Regions from separate parts of the Mus musculus genome. Here region 2 is linked to region 1. The links are chromatin contacts, found by POLR2A ChIA-PET in ENCODE. All regions are on one chromosome and are shown on one strand. Each heading gives the region's core, a stretch centred on a gene start or an enhancer-like site at or near the end of the contact. The rest is flanking DNA. Distances are from core to core; before and after follow the strand shown. Region 1 holds the start of Narf (nuclear prelamin A recognition factor). Region 2 holds the start of B3gntl1 (UDP-GlcNAc:betaGal beta-1,3-N-acetylglucosaminyltransferase-like 1).

Evidence for each region. ChIA-PET counts read pairs that join two places held with the same protein, here RNA polymerase II (POLR2A).
Region 2: POLR2A ChIA-PET joins it to region 1 with 15 read pairs in embryonic stem cell. The contact joins the promoter of B3gntl1 here to the promoter of Narf in region 1. POLR2A ChIA-PET finds 5 or more read pairs at or near these places in 2 of 5 experiments (Patski and embryonic stem cell).

The regions. Positions count from the first base shown.
Region 1 is chr11:121,234,028-121,239,662 of GRCm38, reverse strand. It overlaps Narf (nuclear prelamin A recognition factor), which reads right to left and starts at 2,427. Exons shown (of 11, transcript NM_026272.3): 1 at 2,312-2,427; 2 at 1,146-1,244. The coding sequence starts at 2,338.
Region 2 is chr11:121,671,000-121,676,634 of GRCm38, reverse strand. B3gntl1 (UDP-GlcNAc:betaGal beta-1,3-N-acetylglucosaminyltransferase-like 1) reads left to right here and starts at 3,484. Exons shown (of 13, transcript NM_178664.5): 1 at 3,484-3,650; 2 at 5,462-5,578. The coding sequence starts at 3,603.

The DNA of each region.
Region 1 (5,635 bases), core at 1,178-3,677:
TTGCCTCTTGGTGCACTGCTGCTCCCCAGAGGCCTGCTTCACAAAGGACAGCACTGGACACACAGGAGGGCCAGAACTATGCCCATCAGATTAAACAGTACATCAGAAGTACTAGGTCGAAGGAAAAAAATTCCTGCCACCTACTTCCCCAATGTCATTAATTCTACACTTACATAAAAAAGTTTTATATTACATTGACTGATTGCTTTCTTGTTTGATGTTATGTGTGTGTGTGCAATATGTTGGTGTAAAGGTAGAAAGACGACTTGTAAAAACTGGTCTTTTCCTGTCACCTGTGTTCATAAGTCTCCAGATGTCATATATGGGTTCTGGGGATCAAACTGACATCCTGAGACTCGGTGGCAAGTGTCTTTACCGGCTGAGCTATCTAGTAAGCTCTAAAATCAATTTGTTTGTTTGAAATGATTGAGCTCAGAATTTCAGGCTAGCTAGCTAAGCTCTCTATCAGTTGACTAATCCTTAGCCCTCCCTCAGTTTTTGTGTTGAGATAAGGTCTCATTATACAGCCTAGGTTGACCTTGAGCTGGACCTCCAAAGGTGTACCAGCATTCCTGACTAGTCCTAATATTTTCTAAGACAACTGTGACTGTAACCTTCTCTGTGAATCCATAGTGTGGCATGACACATGCAGTAGCCTCTTCAGAGCATGAAGTGAGACAGGTATGAAGCTCAGCTCCAAATGTGATACAATATGTGATACAATGTGATACAGTATGTACAAACAAGCATCACAACTAGCTGAAACAAGAACTGAACTAAACAAGCAGCTTAGTTAACTTAAACAGCAAGCTTAAAGAATCATGGAACTTGACCCTCAAGTCTGCATGCATTACAGAATGTGAGTTCCTTCCATTTTATAGAATAAGGTTTCAACACTGTACCACAATATTCCTATTTCTCAAGCAGTTCCTGGCCTGGTATGTTTGAGAAGACTCAAGACTGTCCTATACATGGCTCTTCCCACTTTTACTTCAGTCTTTCTTAGAGCAGTGAAGTGCAAGGTAGTATAAGACTGGACAGAAGAAACAACAGTAGCCACTCCACTCACACTCACGTTAGGCTGACACAAACCCGATCCACTCACGCTCACGTTAGGCTGACACAAACCCGAAGCATCTACTTGCCTCTTCACTCTCCTTGGCTGGGCTGGCCCCATCGCTTGGCTGGGCCCCATCACTGGACACATTCTCCTGGTCATCAGTTTTTGATTTTTTACTACATTCCTTTAAAAAAAAAAAAAAGGATGGGGGATGTTAGAAAGGAAAATTATTTTTCTTTTCTCTATTTTTATTTATCTATTTTTTTCCTTTTTAGATCAAGTCTTTCTACATAGTCCTGGCTGTCCTGGAACTCACCATGTAGACCAGGCTGACCTCAAATTCACAGAAAGTCTGCCTCTGCCTCCTGAGTGCTCAGATTAAGATGTGTGCTACCATATTTTTTTTTAATGAGATAGGGTCTTGATAAATTGCACTGTCTAACTTTGAGCTCCTGCCTCAGTCTCTCAAGCACTGGGATCATTGGTGTGTACCACCGAGCTCAGTCAAGAATAATTTAGTGTGATGCCAAAAACCAAAACATATCCTGAGCAGTCGATCTTACTTCTAAGAAACCCTTTCTACAAAATAAAATCATCCATACTTATAGAAGGGTACACATAAACACTCACACCCTCCATTTGTATTGTTTGTAGTAGTAATGAAGAACAGGAAGTGATCTAACGGTAATATATATAAGAACATTTAGATGTGGCTATTACACAAGATTACAGGCGATTCTCTGAAAAAAAAAAAAAACAACGTATGGAGTATTTGGATATGATACAATTCCTGTAAAAAAACAAAAAACCAAACGAGATTCCTGCACATGCATCACGTGTGAAGGCAAGTGAGGCAGCTGTCAGTCACTTCAGCCACCTAGTGGAGCAGGACAGGAGGGCCTGCCTGCCCTTTATTCCTTCTCCACTTCGTTGTATTGAAGTTTGTTGTTGTTTAAGTAGAAGAGCCGCTCAAAGCATCATTTCTAATTACTTTATTAATCGTTCACTTCCACAACAGGGTGCCGGGACTGAGATCAATCCCCGGCCCCAGAACAGTAGCTTCCACGGACAGTCCCGGCGGTGCACTCGCCTGCAGTGGACAACAGCCAGCTCGCCGCCCAGTCCTCTGCAGACAGGTGATGGCTGTCAGAGGCCGACATAACAGAGCAAGGTGCACCCGGCTGAGCCCGACCCTCACCACCGATTCCAGCCTTGGCTTTCGCCCCTAGCCCCGCCGGACGACGCACCCACCTTTCGTGTGCAGTGCTCACACTTCATCTGGAGTGGGACTGGCAGGAGGCCGACGCGCCTAAGCTGTGAGGAGTAAGGAAGACTGGAACACCGCCGCCTGCCGCCCGCTAGCGACCTGCGACCCTTTGTTGTCTTCTTGCACGGAGGCCCCGCCCCAAGGACTGTAGTAGACCAATGAGAGAGCCTAAGCAAGATGAGCCACACCCCTGAGCCAATGAAAAGAGTGCAAGGATGGTATGGCACGCTCACCCCGCCTCCGCCGCTTAAGCCAATGAGAGTGTGAGGAAGTGGCAGGTCCCTCCCAGGAGCCAATCAGAGAACGGGGGTGGAGCTTGTCCCTCGACTAGTAGTTGCCCGGCCGGGACATATCCTCCTGTCAGTTTTTGCCTGGTTAAGGACTAATGGGGAAAGTTGGCAAAGGCGGGCGTATGAGGCAGGAAGAGTGCGCTGACCGAGCGGACGAGGCCGAATCGCGGCGACCTCAGAGCGCCTTGCTCAGTGGCCGCGGCCTGGCCCGCTCAATCAAGTTAGCGTCGTAAGTTCTGCTCTACTGCGTCTCCTGGAGGGCGGAGCCGGCGCCGCCCTCTACCGCCGCCATGACCAGCCAGCGAAGCCTCACGTAGGCCGGTGCGGCACAAGTGCACATGCGCAGCAGGCTTGCTTTGCTTTATGGGCAATGCTGCTGAGTCTGGCGTGTAGATTCAAAGTAGGCTGACCTTGAATCTTGGCGAGTTAGCGCATGCCTTTAGTCCCAGAACCCAGGAGACAGAGCAAGGCAGATCTCTGAGTTCCAGGACGGCCAGTACTACACATGTACCTGTCTACAAACAAAATGACAGGTAGGATGAGCAGGCCTATTGGCAATTACCCAACACTCAGGAGGCTGAGGCAGGAAAATGATAAAATTAAAGCCAACACTGCCCTATACTGCTACACAGTGAGACCTGTCTCCAAGGCAGATTAAATGCATTATTCTTTTGTTGTGTTCCAATCCCCTGGGAAAGACCAAAGACAGACTCAATTCAAATTTAAATTAAATAAGTGCATTCTTACTCCTACCTGAAGGACAGCGGCTTTAGAGCCAAACAGCATGCTGGAAGAAGGCTAAAGGAAAGCTTTATAAAGTAGATATCATAGCTGCACACCACCTACAGAATAGGGCAAGTTACATAATATACAAAAGATGTACCTTATCTATGGAATCCACAGCTGGGCAAGAGAATCGTCCTGTGTAATAATGTACATATAACTCCCCTGGGACAGCTAAAGAAACTTACTATAGTACCAGGCATCCCTTAAAGGCCACTGACCTTTGACCTGGAATGTCAATAATAGAATGAGATTATAGGATAATGGTTTACCGAGGGAAGTGTCTCTAATAACTGAGAGCAGCCTGTTTCTGGACCAGCAGTAACAGTGCCCCCAAGTTACAGCTGGCTGTCACATCCCCAGCCCTAAATTCTCTGAATTAGCTTGTTAAATGGAGTTTGTTTTTCAGTGCCTTCTAAAAGCTGAGTTTAAACATATCATTAGAAATATAAGGGGGCTAGGGAGATGATGGCTAAGAGCACTGCCTTTCTTTCAGAGGATCAAAGTTGGTTCTTAGCACCTGTGACTGACTGGCTAGAAACTTCCCGGGCTCCAACTCGAGGGATCTAGCGCCTCTTCTGGCCACCGGAGGCAACAGACACACAGTGCATTTGCTCACATGCTGCCAAAACGCTCATAAAACAAAAAGAAATATGAATTTAGGGCCCAGTGAAACGGTTTAGTAGGTAAAGCAAGGTAAACCCCTGCAAGGTGTCCTCTCCTCCACTTGCTACTATGGATGTGCGCACACACAACATAAAGAAATAAAAATGTTAACATCATTGTGAGTTTACCTTACTTTCAGTTCACTAAAATTATTCTCAGTGATGTCGGGAGTACGGGCAGTCGCCCGAGGAGCTCCAGGTCCTATCACCAGAACCAAAACCTGTTCTGTCTCACAGCTATCTTCTGGTTCTCTTCCTCTCTCCTGTTTCATGCAATTTTCCCATGTACATGGAAAAAATATATATGTATATGTGTATGTGTGTGCATTTGTGTATATACTTGCACACATACAGATGTTGGTTCTCTCCTACCATCCTGGTTCCAAGGATCAAACTCAGAACCAACTCTAGGAGCTCAGCCATTTTGCTGATCCTCTTGATTACTAACTGCAAGGTTAGGCAAGACTAGAGAAGGGAAGACAGGAATCATAAGACTGTCTAGTTGTCTAGTTGGGGAGTTTCTTTTGTTTCTACATTCTTTGAGCTACACTCATATGAACTGTCAACACATTCTTTTTGTTCTGCACGCTTATATAGCTAAAACTGTTTTTATTCTCAAAATTCTGGTAGAAATAACTTGATATCAAGTACCCTTCACTACTGCGGAGAGCTGTGTAAAGATTACTCTTACACTTAAGAGTCTACAAATGTTCAATGACATATTATATCTGATTTGGTTATCCTGCTGGAAGCCAGTCAGACACTATGACCCACACCTTAATGCTTAGAAGCAGTAACCAAACATTAACGTCCACACCCAACTTGTGGAGTTTTATTAAGATGGAGTCTCTTGAGGCTGGAGGAATGGCTTAGCAGTTTAGAGCATTTGCCATTGCGGAGGACCTGGGTTGATTCCTGATTCTGTGTATTGGTTCCCAACATTTCCATTAACTCCTGTCTCCAGGGTATGTGACACCCTGCTTGGTTTTTGTTGTTCTTTTGGTTTTGGGGGATTTGTTTTGTTTTGGTTTGGTTTGGTTTTGAGACAGGGTTTCTGTGTGTAACCTGGCTGTCCTGGAACTCACTCTGTAGACCAGCCTGGCCTTGAAATCTGGGATCCACCTGACTCTGCCTCCCAGGTGCTGGGATTAAAGGCGTGCACCATGACTGGCTGGCAGCGACGCACTCTTTTGACCTCTGTGAGCACCAGACATACATGTGGTACACATACTACACACAGGAAAAACATTTACACACACAAAATAAAATCAAAGGCCAGCTATGGTTTTGCACTTCTTTTATCCAAGCGCTTTGGAGACAGGCGGATCCCCACGAGGTTAAGGCTTGCCTGGTTCACACAGCGAGTTCCGGACAACCCAGAACTAAAGTGAGGCCCTATCTAAAAAATAAACAAGTAAATCAAAATAGATCAAATATGTATTCTATATTGAGCCACATACACAGCCTGCAAGATGTTTTCTTAGGTCATACTGAACTCTTCAGGCATGTACTTCTTATTTATTATTTTTTCAGGGTTGTGTGACAGAACTTCCTGATTTGTCATTATGTC
Region 2 (5,635 bases), core at 2,235-4,734, 440 kb before region 1:
ATAACTAACTATTCACCCTTTGTCATGACAGACCAAAGTACAGATAGATACCACCCGAGTCCAATTTGGTGGACCAAAGCATTTTATTGTTGTTGCTTTCAGGAGTGGAAATGATTCAAAAGACAGCTTCATCACCAAGGCCCACCCCAGCATGGATGACAGCTCACAAAAGCTGGGATTGGAGAGTCAGTGCACAGCCTGCAGGCCACCCAACAGGTTGGAGAGTGTCCTTTTTATGTGCCTCAGTTGGTTTAAACCTGTTCCAGGCAGCTTGGCTGGCTTCTGCTTCTTCAAGGCAGCTATTCTGATCTCAGTCTTCTTTGCAGCTCAGCTTCCTACAGTCTGAGAGGGACTTCCTCAGCTTTTATTGTTTAATTTGGTAGGGAGGAACCTAGTGAATCTGATTGGTTTCAGGAGCTTCCCAGAAGGTAGTTTGAGTTGTTTACCTTCCTGTTTAAGGAGCTTCCCTGCAGGATAGAATGTTTCGATATCAGAGAAAACTGTTGCACAATACTAGGTCTGCCAAGAAGGCTTAGTCATGAAGATTTGTTTGTTCTTATGAGGACCTGTGTTTGATTCCTAGCACCCACGTGTTGGTTCATAACCATCTGTAACTCCAGTTCTAGGGGATCCAGCGCCCTCTTCTGGCCTTCACAGCTAACACACACAGTACATATGCATATATGCATGCAGAACACTCTTATACACTAAAGAAAATATATTTTTAAGAATGTCTACATATGCCAGGCAGTGGTGGCACATGCCTTTAATCTCAGCACTTGGGAGGCAGAGGCAGGCAGATTTTCGAGTTTGAGGCCAGCCTACAAAGTGAGTTCTGGGACAGGGCTACACAGAGAAACCCTGTCGGGGGGGGGGGGGGGTCGACACATATTATGTTGAAGGGTACTGTCTACACATATTGTGTTGGAGGATACTGTCTACACATATTGTGTTGGAGGGTACATCTAAAAGGAACTTTCTTGCTGCAAAAGATTACAGGAGGTGAGATGGAAGCAGTGCAGCCCACTCCAAACACAAAGGTGTAGAAACTACCTGTGCTTCCTTATCTTCAGGTCACTCTGGAGCTAGAATGCTACTTACTACTAAGTCATTTGAAATGAAACTATTCTCCACACATTAACTCTGAGAGACCATTGGGTCTTTGAAAACAAATCCTCAGATTGCCTTGGTCAGACTTAAAGATAAGGTTGTATTTCTACTCAACTCACTTAATGCTATTTTTTACTGGCTTTTCAGATAAGATGCAATTTCAGTAAAAATATCATACATGACATAGTGCTTTGCTTTGTAACAAGCTACCGAATATTTTGCATTTGATCTAATTTTTAAAACAAAACTTTTATTTTTCTGTGAAAGAGGTGCTCACAGACACACCCATATGCCTTAGTTTAGAGCACTTAAGAGTAGTAACCTGAGCGGGTTAGTCCAGGTAAGAGGGGCAGCATACTGCTAGACACAGCACACCCACTGTACACAGCTCCTGCTCACCTTCTCTATGTGAGGTGAGCTAGAGAGCTTTCACAGCGACCTGCAAAGGTCCCATCATAGCTCTGTTCTCTCACAGTGACCTGCAAAGGTCCCATCATAGCTCTGCTCCAGCTTCGTGGAAGAGGGTGGACACCCTGTTTATACAGGTAGGAAAAAGTTTGGCAATGCCTAGAACAGACTGTGGAAAGAGGTTGGGCACTACTGCATCTCCAGAAGTTAAGCTGTTAAGATTGCTAAGGGTACTCGGTTCCTTTGCAGAACTGCCAGGGACAGTGTAGGTTCTTTCCTTTTGGGGAGCGAAAAAGTAGGCCACTGTTTTCTACTGAGGAAAGAATAATAATAATAATAATAATAATAATAATTTGAATGCATGAGCAGCAGCCCAGAGCAGGAAAGTTGGCTCAGCAGTTAAGAGCACTTGTTGCTCTTGCAGACATAGTTTTGAGTCCCAGCACCTGCCTGGTGGCTCACAACTGTCTGTAATTCCAGTTTCAGAGGATCTGGCACTCTCTTCTGACCTTCATGGGCACCAGGGAGGCATGTGGCACACACGCATACATGCAGGCAAAACACTCACATACATAAAATAAATTAACCAAGATTTTGAAAAGCACTGCAGTCTAAAGCTTTGCTGAGAGCTCTTGCTATTTTTAAATTACATTTTATTTTGCGCATGTGTTGGGGGTGTGTGGGGTTGTGCACCATACCCTATATGTTCGGAGGTCAGAGGATAACTTGTGGGAGTAGGTTCTCTCCTTGATACCACATGGGTCCCAGGGCTCAAAGTCGGGTTCTAAGGCTTGGCAGCAACTGTCTTTATCCGTTGAGCCATCTCTTCCACCCATCTCCTGCTATTTTTAAGTGTGGAAACTCTTGAGGGCTGCTTGGTGCCAAGGCCAGTGGGTGACCTCAGTGTCACCCCTCACAAATGGAGGGTGTGGATGACCAAAATATGCCATCTTAAAATATATTTCTAGTTGTAGGATGACCATTTGGAGAAACTGCAGACACAAGCATTAAGTTAGAAAAGCACTAACGAAACAAAATGTACATGGGTTATCTACATTAAGTAATCAGGTGTTTTATCAATATCTGGGTTCCACGCAGCTCAGAGGTTGTCACCCGTCCTTTGGAAGTAATTTAGTGAAACCTTTTGGTTCTGTGGGATGCCTAACTTTGGGACTCCCACAGTTCATAGAACACTTCCTTCCCCAGTATCCCCCGGGACAATGAATCTCTGTGTAGCATAGGAACTCAACTATCTGGCGTTGACCAAGCGTCATGTGTCCTAATGCAGGCCACACGAGGGCCTTGGGTCCATGAGAACTATCTACCTTTGGCTCACTCCAGACAGACCCAGTCCAGACCCAGAACCTTCCTCCAGGAGGGGGTCCTTCCTCCTTGTCTGGAGCAGTCAGACCAAACAAGATTCTGATGAAATGTCGCCTGCTTTAAGCTTACTGGCATTTTCCTTTTTAAAGTTACATAGGCCCAACCTGCGGTGGGATTTTTAAGTAACCACCTACTTGCACAGGGTGGCGTCCCCCCACAAGTTCCCCCCGTTCTTAAGTTTTTTTATAACGTTAGTTTGGCTGCGGACTTCAGTTTGCGATTATTTCCGTCAGGTGGGGCAGGAGGACTTCCGCAGGCCAAGAAGCCACAGAGGCAAGTGAGAAGGACGAAGGCGCAAAGCCAGGGGCGCCCACGGACTCCGGAAGCCCAACCCTTTGCTCGGCCAGGCCCCGCCCACACACTCAGCTCTGGCCACCCCGGAACCCCTCGCCCGAGCTGCTCCCGCCGAGAACGGCGGCTCGCCCCTCCCGCTCCACCATCCAGAGAACACCGACGGGCCGCCTCCCTGAGCATTCTGCTCGAAGGACCGCCTTCCCTTACTGACTGACGTGTCTCTACACCAATAGAACGTGGCTGTTCCCCTAACAGCCCTCCCATACCCGTAAGTCCCTAGCGAGCCACGTGGCTCTGCACCAATCGGAAGCGGTCCAGTCTGTGCATCGCCTCCTGGAGCTTGCTGTGCATGCGTTGGCCTCCTAGGCAGGACTGCGATTGCAGGAAAAGGGCAGTGGAGCCGCGCGATGGAGGTCTCCGAGAACGCCACAACGCGCGGCTCGCTGGCCCTAGTGGTAGGTATGGCCGGGTGAGACGCGGTCCCGCCCTCTTGTGCCTTCTTCTGTTGCTGTTTCTCCCTCCACGGTAGTCATCTTGTCTCCGGCTCGCAGCCGCTGTACGCTGCCACGGGTTCGGGAACCTCAGCTTGGAGGGTTCCCACCATTCCGTTTCGAGGTAGACATGTGTCCGAGCTCATACCGTACACTAACCTGCACACCTACTAGCGCCCCTCCCGCCATATCCCTGCTCGCCAGCATGCCACACCTATCTTAATACCTAGCAGGTGGGTTAGATGTCTCAGGCCAGGGTGCATTAAGTGTGGTTCACAGGCATTGCGCCAAGTGATTGTATTTTTCATGCCAGTCTTATTGAAATTGGAAACCGGTAAATCAAGGCCTTTGTCAGAAATTTATATCTTTTTTTTTAAAGTTGTGAGGTCTGTAGCTCTGGCTGGCCTGCAGCACATACAGCTGAGGATAACCTTGAAACCCTCCAGCGTCCGAGCCACACTTACTGATAACAAATATGAGTCATAACACCCCTTTTCAGTTAAAATCTTGTAGGTCTTGAGAAAATTAAGAAAGTTCTTTCCTTTACAAAGTAAGTCCAGAGGACTGGGGTGTAACTCTGACATGCATGTGAAACACCCTGGGTTCAATCCCCAATAGCTCAAATAAATAACAAATAAAAAGCCTTTAAGCAACATGTTTTCAGAATAAACACAAACAGGATAGAATGCCACTTTGGGATCATCAGCTCCTCAAAGAGCGCTTCATTTGTAAAGGACGGTGTCTTCAACACTCCTTTATAAGATTCTTATAACCGTGTTCAGATTCAGTAATTTAAAGTACACTATACATAGATGGCCTCTACAGTGATTTATGTAGATATTGCCTATATTATATGTAGACCTTGTCTGTAGAGATTATATAGCCTTTGTGTTATATATAGCTTTGTAACATGTACATATATGTATGTATATGTTCACATCTACCTAGCCTATTGGTTTTCCTGCTCAGAAACATGTCCAGTTTTATTTTTTCACATTAATTCAGGGTGGGGGGGTGAGGCCAACTGTTAATTTCTTGGCTGTTCTTTACTACTTACTATATCATATAAAATTGAGGCAGTTCCTGGTTCCTTTGGTTATCAGGTTTCAGTGATTTTATTCCATACTACTTTAGGAACTTTGGCTTTGTGAGATTCCCTGAGAAAAAGTGAGGGTGCCAGAATTCAAGTGTTGAATAAAGATTAAGGGCCTCTCCACGCCCTCCTGGTCCAGCTTGGCTCTTTGATGAGCTGTGATGACCCCTATAAAGGGGTCACTGTTGGAGTCTGGTTCTCATAGCAGGGGATGTTTAACCAGAATGCTGATGCTTTTGCCTAGTGATCAGAATCACGAATCTACCACTGACTGAGGGGTCATTTTGATGCTTTTAAGGTTTCCCCCCCTTTCAAAAGCATCTAGAAGGAAATGGGGACAGATAGACCAGTGGATAAAGGCACGTCCCACCAAGCTTGATAACCTGAATTCGGCCCTCATGGTCATGTGTACACATACAATAACGGATGAATAAATGGAACAATTTTTAAAAGCATCACGATCCTAAGGGGTACCTAAGACCTATTGAATATTATGGACCAAATGAATGCCAACTGCTTAGAGAGGAGAAACAGACATTTTTTTGGTTTGTTGGGCTTGCCCCATCCATCATGGTTCTAGACCTGAAGGCCAGGGCCTCATCTTGTGGGATAAACATTTCTGGATGCTGAAGAGAGGGCAGTTCTCCATGGCTGTTTGTTAACCCGTTTCTCTGAATTCTAGTCTATCATCCTCCCCGTGCACAACGCTGAGCAGTGGTTGGATGAGTGCTTGATGTCTGTTTTGCAGCAAGACTTTGAAGGTGCCATGGAGCTCTCTGTTTTTAACGATGCCAGCAAGGTATTTACGGGCCTGCTGTTGGGTGATTCAATACTTTACAGAACACATCTGAGGGAA